Regions from separate parts of the Mus musculus genome. Here region 1 is linked to region 2. The links are chromatin contacts, found by Hi-C or POLR2A ChIA-PET in ENCODE. All regions are on one chromosome and are shown on one strand. Each heading gives the region's core, a stretch centred on a gene start or an enhancer-like site at or near the end of the contact. The rest is flanking DNA. Distances are from core to core; before and after follow the strand shown.

Region 1 (3,677 bases), core at 529-3,028, 37 kb before region 2:
TGGCAGGGTCACATACATAAATAAAAAAGTAAAGAAATCTTTTTAAAAAGTTGTACTAGTCTTCAGAGGGACACTATCACCCAGTAGTGTTGTCATAGAGATAAACACAAAACTGTACTGACACAACTCCCTGGCTCAATAGTATGTTGAATGGGTGGTGAGGAGACTAGAGGTGTGGTCCTAGGTCAGAAGTGGGTTAGGAATCTGAGATTCTGAGATGTGAGGGAAGAAAACACCTCTTAGTCTCTGACCCTCGTCAAATCTTGCTTTTCCTGTGAGCCCTGGTTTATATGAAATCTTTTTCTCATGTTTTACTTTGTTTTGTTTATGTACTTGTGTATGTGAGTGTGCAAGTCTATGGCAGCCAGAGGAGGATGTCAAATGTCTTGATCTATCACTCCCCACCTTACTCCCTTGTACAGCACCCCTCTCTGAACCTGGGGCTAGGCTGGTGGCATGCTCCCCCTCAGTTCTGGGGTTACAGAGGCACACAGCCCCCTCCAGCTTCTTACACAGGCTCTGAGTATTTGAACTCAGGTCTTGTCCTTGAGCCGCTCGCCCACTGAACCATCCCCGAATCCTCCTGTTTTGTCTTTTCTTCCTCCTCCCCTTGAAGGAGAACCTCACCACCGGCTTGCTTAGAACATTTCACAATGCACCTATCTCTGCTTCTGAAGTGCTAAGATTGTGTCAGACACCACACCAGCTTGTTTTGAACTAGTGTTCTAAGTACTTGCACACCCACTACACAGAACTCTCAAGAAAACTTAGAGTCAGTCGTTAATAAGTCCATGTCTCAGGGAAGAAACTGAGGCTCAGAAAGGGAGAGCAGAAAGGGAGGTGGTTGACTTCAAAACCTTTCTAGCATCTTAGCTTAGTCTTCTGAGGCCTGACCACTCCAGGACAGAGGAGGGCCAAACTGGGAGAAACAGAGGTTGAACTCAGGAGGGAGAGCTGCCCTAGACAGGCCAGGTTGCGTCCTTTGCCTGGCTCCAGGGCAGACCTACCTCTAATTCCTGCCAGTTGATTCCCCTTCTAGTCTGAGCTCAATTTAGTCCCAAAGAGCCTTGCATAAACCAAGTCGGGTCAGGTCCCTTGGCCCCAAGCCTAGAGCCCCAGGAAGGGATATGCTCCACCCTCCCCACCCTGGCTCCCAGCCACGGTCACATGGCACTTTGGTCCTCTTTGGCTTGCTTCCTTAAGGATCCAGATTTAACTGCATCTCCCCCTTCCACTTCTCTTCCCTAGTCTCTTTGAGCAGTACCTGAAAGTGTGTGGGATAGAAGCCTTAGCTCTGTTTTGCTGGTGTAGGTCCTCAGTTTATCTGCCTATTAAATGGGACCTTACAGCTTTTCATCAGCCCCTTACTAGTCTTCTGAGTCTTGCATAGGTCCAGCTCCTTTTAAATGGAAGGTGAGGAGAGGAGGAGAAGGAGACTAAGAACTCTAAGGCAGGTCCCAGAACTGTTTTGAAAACAATGCCAGGTTCAAGCTGGCCAGCCTCTGGCATCTCATAAATATTGGTTCAAAAATCATCTGCTTCTAACTAAGTGCTGATTTCAAGACCATCTGTGGCTCTCACTTGTCTCCTGCTGACGACCAAAGGGCACATAAGCATGCTATAGGGCCTGTAACAGAACAACTGGGCCCACTTCTCCAGTCCGAGAGTGCTCGTCCCTAGTCCCCAGGTCCTCTGCCGCAGGCTCCTCCTCCATTGACATCAGAGCCGCAGGCGGGCCGAGGGAGCCGAGCCCCAGCCGAGCGCCAGCGACTGAGCAGGCAAACTGACCAGGCACAGACGCGGCGGGAGCTCCGCACCAGCCACCTCGGCCCTCGCAGCCAGCCCCGAGGCGGGGCAGCCGCAGGTACAACTGAGGGTTGCCCCGGCTCTGTGCAGCGGGGCGCTCCAGCCACAAGATACTGAAGCCCAAGGGTGGGAGGGGCGCCTGGCCCCTGGACAGACAGACGGAACAGGGCTGGGCCTTTCTCTCCCACCTCCCGTCCCAGGCCCTTTAGGTGCTAGGTGACCTCCATGGATATTGCCTGGATATCAGAAAAGGGTGGGGAAGGGTCTGTGTGTGTGTGGTGTATGTCCAAGCGCTAGGCCTGACCATGGAAGGGCGTGGGCATTTGGAAGAGTAGATCGGGGAGGGCATGTGAGGGGTTCCCTGAAGCAGGAATGTGCTTCAGTTGTGTAAAGGTATCTGGGAATTCATTTTTGTTGTTGCATATGGTGTTCAAGGATACACACACACTGCTGTCTGGCTTGCGGGGTAGAGTTCAGGGGAGGTTTGGTCTTCCTCTGAGGGGGTTTAGTTAGGCAGATTGTTAAGGCTTGGTTTGCTGTGTAGGGCTCTGGGCTGAGGAGTTGGAGGGCATAGACAGGACTAAGTTGCTATGTCTGGTATGTGGGAACGGATGCCACCTTGTTCGTGTGTGCATGGAATCAGTACTGCAGTGTAGGGTCTGGGTGTTTTGGATGGACAGGTAGGTGTGAGTGGTGTATATGAACGTGTGTTGATGCTGGGCATATGTGCACAACCAGGTGACGTGGTGTGCAGTGTGATGGATCTAGCAGGAAGGTGTCTGGACTCAAGATTCATGTACTGCTGATGTGGAGTGGTGTCTGCTGCAGGGTGTGGAACTGTGAGGGTCATTAGTGCTGGCATCCATGTGGGTTTGACTTTACATGGATTTACCATTGCCTCTTTCATCAGAAAACCTGGGATGCTGGCCAATGCTCTGGGAACAAGGTCCCACTCAAGGAGTGGACTCTCAGTTCTGGTCAGGGTGCCTTCTCTTCATTCTTCCCAAAGGAACCAGGAGGTTGCTTTCCCAGAGCTCTAGGGCATGAGGGGCTCTGTTCTGGCTTCAAACTCAGTTGATTCTGAGATGTTGACTTTTCTGAATGATTCCCCCAGTCTAGTAGTCTCCTACTGGACCAACACATGACACCCTTTGTCCTTAGCAAGCTTAGCTGGGACTCTCTTGGGCAACTCTGGACTCATTCTATCCATCTCCAACCTCAGTTTCCGAGATTTCTCACATGATACATGGGGAGAGAACCCACCCTTTCTTGTAAGATGACACAGAGCTGTCTAGGGAAAGGTCCAAGATAGGTCCCCTCCAGGAGGGGACAGACAGGTGAGATCAGTTTTCCGGCTGCTGGGACACAGACAGGGAGTCAGGAGGGCTAGGTCTGGGGAGTTCCAGCTGTGGCTGATGTTGCCTTGGTAACAGTGAGAAGGAGCTATTTAAAAACGTGGCTGAGATATTGCTGGAAGCCCAGGCTGCCGGAAACCTGATTTCCGAGAGGCTAGGGTGGCAAGGAGGAGGAGGAGGAGGCGGAGGAGGAGGAGGAGGAGGAGGAGGAGGAGGAGGAGGAAGGGGCCCTCTAGGGCGCCATCTATGCTGCTCTGGGGTCTCATGTGCTATCTTCCTTGAGGGGGAGGTTTCCTTGGGTGTTAGGATTGAGAAAAAGACTGGGGCAAAATGGAGAATGAAGAATTGAAGGAATGCACAGATACCGAGAATTTCACTACTAGAAATGATCTTTTGCAAACATGCTGAGTGAACATATGATGGGGGAGGCTGAATGCCTGTTGCTAATGAACAGATCCAGGAATGAATGAACTCATGCTGCCTGCTCATGGGGCATGCAGTAGATTCTCAGAGAGG
Region 2 (3,556 bases), core at 659-3,158:
ACTCACTCTGTAGACCAGGCTGGCCTCGAACTCAGAAATCCGCCTGCCTCTGCCTCCCAAGTGCTGGGATTAAAGGCGTGAGCCACCACGCCCGGCCAAATGACACTTTTATTATGACTTTTTTTCACTCTCTCAAGGAAAAGCTGTTCCCGTGGCATTTTATTCTCACCTCCAGTGTGACATTTTCTGGTTTTCTCCCATTCTACTAGGAGATCTTCAGTAAATACCAGACCTATTTACTTCTAAATCCCCAGTTCCTAGCATGCATTGGACTCCCAAGCCTGGGCAAATACCATGAAACCTGTGAATAGCTGAATGAGAAGACCACCAGATTAGGAGTTGAGGAAGATCAGATTACGCATTAAACGTTGCTTATTGTATGCCTGAGTGAGTGGCCAATGACTGAGTCCTAGATTCCAACAGAAACCATTGAACTACACAATCAGTGCATCGCTGAAGTCTTAATGGGGAACCTCACCCTGGAACTGGGTGGGGAGATATAGGGAGAAACCTTGTGAAATGGTCATTTCCGCAGGACAAACGGCACAGGCTACACTTGGTTTCCTCATTTACTGATTCATGCAACATTAACTCAGGGCCTACTGAATGCCAGGACACAAACATGATCACAAAAATCTAGGCATTATGTTCCAAGGTTCTCAAAGGCTAACCCTCCCCCACCTCAGTTTCTGGGTGAGTAGAGACAGCAGATGGCACCAAACCCCAGGGAGCCCAGCTTAGTCTGGTACCGCTCCAATTTCTCTCAGGACTAGTTTGAACTAGTGCCTAGGACCACCAATGCAGGGCCTGCCTAACCTCCCTGACAAACACTAACTCTCAGCCTTTCCTTCCTTCTCCTGAGGCTTAACTACAAGAATGGGCAGCTCTCGTCCATCTATCGACAGCAAGTCAGCCAAGCTACACATTCAATTCCAACTCACTTCTATTTCCTACCTGCTGCTGTGCCTTTAAACACAAAACCAATTATAGGTACAAACAAGCTCAACACTTTCCAAGCCGGGTCCCTGGTGAACGCTGCCGTTCTGGCTTTGCTGCCCTGGTTCCCGAACTAGCACAGTGCCCCAAGGGACCTGGCGTCAGAGGCACGAAGGTGTCCAGAACTTAGCTCTGAAAGCCCTGGGGCCCTTGGATATGGCGGAAGCACCTACTCCCGGGAACTCCAGGAGCAGAAGGAAGTAAGGGGTAAGGGGTGGGACAAGGCCCGCGGGGCTAGAGCCCAATCTCCCGGATGCTGCGCCGCTTCCCTTTTGTCAAAGTGTAACAAGTCAAACAAGGTTTCCCTTCTGCCTCTGGCCCAGGCAGCCTCAAAGGGAACACTGCTGCCGCGGACGCTCCCCACGAACGAATGGCATGTCAATTCTCCCTGCTCCAGGGGCTCAGGAGGAGCCTAAGGCGCCTCGCCAGGGCTGCCCCTTCTCCACTGGCACTACCTCCCGGCCCCGGCCCGTACTCACCGGCCACCTCCAGTCTGGGCTCATCGCCGGGGGCGCCCGCCGGGGCTCCAACCCCGTGTGGGAGGCCGGCGATGAGAGACGGGCCGAGAAGGGGAAACCCGAACTCTCGGAAGCGAAGCTGGCCGCCCCGGCTCCTGCCCCGCACTCTCTGGCCCGGCTCCCCCGGCTTCCCGCGCTGACCCCTGCCACTCCTGGTCCCGCCGGTGCCCCAGCGTCGCAATTCCGCAAGCACCTTCGCGTTTCCCGAGCTTTTGGATCTTCTGGCCTGGGAACCCGGTGCCGCCGGGACAATGGGGGGGCTCCTGGAGGCGGCACAGGAACAGCAGCGGCGAGACCGTGGCGGCAAAGGCTGTGGCAGCGGCGGCAGCAGCAGCGACGGCGACGGCGTCCGCCAGGGTAAACGTGGTCCCGTGGCGCTGTATAGACGCACTTTCGCCACGGTTCCTCGCCGGTCTACTGAGGAGCTTGAGACCAACCTGTCGGTCTGAAAAAGATCTCTGGACACCTTAAAGGGCTCAGCAAGCGCCTCCATGTTCTAAGTGGAGTTTCTGGCGAGCGAAAGCTCAGTTTTGGGGAGTCTGAGTCCTCGGGCCGTTTGTGGCGAATCTGCGACTACGGACAGGCAGCGCGAGGCTGGGCGTGAGGAGCCCGCCCTTCTCCCCTCCCCCTCTGCCGCCGCCTGCTCCCTCCCTCCTGCTGGCGCGACTGCTGCGGTAGGGACCTGGCCTTGGTCTCCGAGGAAGGCGACTGGGAGGAACGGGGCGGGAGCGCCGGGTGGGGCGGAGTTGAGGGCAGGGCCTAGAGCCGGACGAACGCAAGGGAGCCGCAGAGGCCCGCAGATATGGTCAGGGGCGGGGCGACGTGGGAAGACTAGGCCGGCGCGGGAGGGGCTTGTGTTTAGGGGGTGGAGCTGCGGGAAAGCGGTGCCCTGATGCGACGACCGCAGCCGGAAGAGTGGGCCCGAGGGGCCCAAGTAACGAAGGGCGGAGCTTTGGGTAAGCCTGGAAGGTGGAGCTAAACTAGGGATGAAGCTACAGCTGGGAAAGCGCACCACAGTGCTGCAGGGTAAGGGCGGGACTTAGGAACGTAAGGGGCGGGGCTTCCGCTGAAATGTGAGACTGAAGGGTGACGAGGCGTGGCCCTAATGAGGGAACTGAGTTTGGGGAGGTTCCAGTGCATTCCAGTAAAACTGTAGGACTCAGATTGGCAGCGCTGGACTACAAGGTTACCGGTAGCTGATTGGAAGACGGTATCAAAACACACAGCCCATTGAATATGACTGACACCTCAAGTGTGATCGTGGGAAATTCTTCTTTGGGTTCTTCAATTGTAAACCTGGAACTCGAAAATTCTGTCAGTTCCTGGGGGTTTCAGAGAATTTGGATGTCAGGGATCATCATTGTCAAGCAGTGCTTGTAGTTTTGTCACTGAAGAGTATGATAGTCTTCCAAGATGCTAGAGTCACTGAGAACGCGGTTTATTTTCATGCGGACTTGGTATTCAGCTCCCTAAAGTGCACGTTTTCTTATGACACGTTTCCCCCGAGAAATGCCAATAAAACCAGCACTCCAAGTTGTTTCCTGGTCAAAAGGGGGGGTCTGGCGTAAAATCGGTGGTTTCTATAAAGAAATGGCTTATTGCAGCGGAGTTTCTCATTATTAAATGGGGATAATATATAGTCCCTCTGTCCCGGGGTTATGATAAGGATTAAGAGAGTTGAAGACTGTAAATTGCCTAATACAGTGTCTGTTGTATAAGATTCGCATGCACAAAGAAAATACAAGCTATTATACTCATCCAGAAAATTCAGAATAAACCAGTAATCGCAGCACTCAAGAGGATTGAATTAGGATTGCTCCAACTGCTTATGAGTTCCAGGTCAGGCTGAGCCATACAGCAAGACCCTATCTAAACAAAACAACCAAAATAAATGAATCAAAGAAGTTATACAGCTTTTTTTCATTATTGAAGGCTTTGCACACACAAGGACAGGGATATATCACAACAGCCGTTTCTTTTTTATTAAAAAACAAAACAAAACTTTTTTTTTTAATGACAAAGTCCAGATAAGTTGCCTACAC

What was found. A loop is a pair of places that touch in the nucleus more often than their neighbours do. ChIA-PET counts read pairs that join two places held with the same protein, here RNA polymerase II (POLR2A).
Region 1: a map of left cerebral cortex shows a loop between it and region 2 (4-fold over the local background). The contact joins the promoter of Camk1 here to the promoter of Brpf1 in region 2. A Hi-C loop is called at or near these places in 1 of 37 maps with a recorded cell type or tissue (left cerebral cortex). POLR2A ChIA-PET finds 5 or more read pairs at or near these places in 4 of 5 experiments (Patski and embryonic stem cell).

What each region holds. Positions count from the first base shown.
Region 1 is chr6:113,342,023-113,345,699 of GRCm38, reverse strand. Camk1 (calcium/calmodulin-dependent protein kinase I) reads left to right here and starts at 1,778. Exons shown (of 12, transcript NM_133926.2): 1 at 1,778-1,864.
Region 2 is chr6:113,305,489-113,309,044 of GRCm38, reverse strand. Brpf1 (bromodomain and PHD finger containing, 1) reads right to left here and starts at 1,908. Exons shown (of 13, transcript NM_030178.2): 1 at 1,708-1,908. Cpne9 (copine family member IX) reads right to left here. Exons shown (of 21, transcript NM_170673.3): 21 at 3,474-3,556.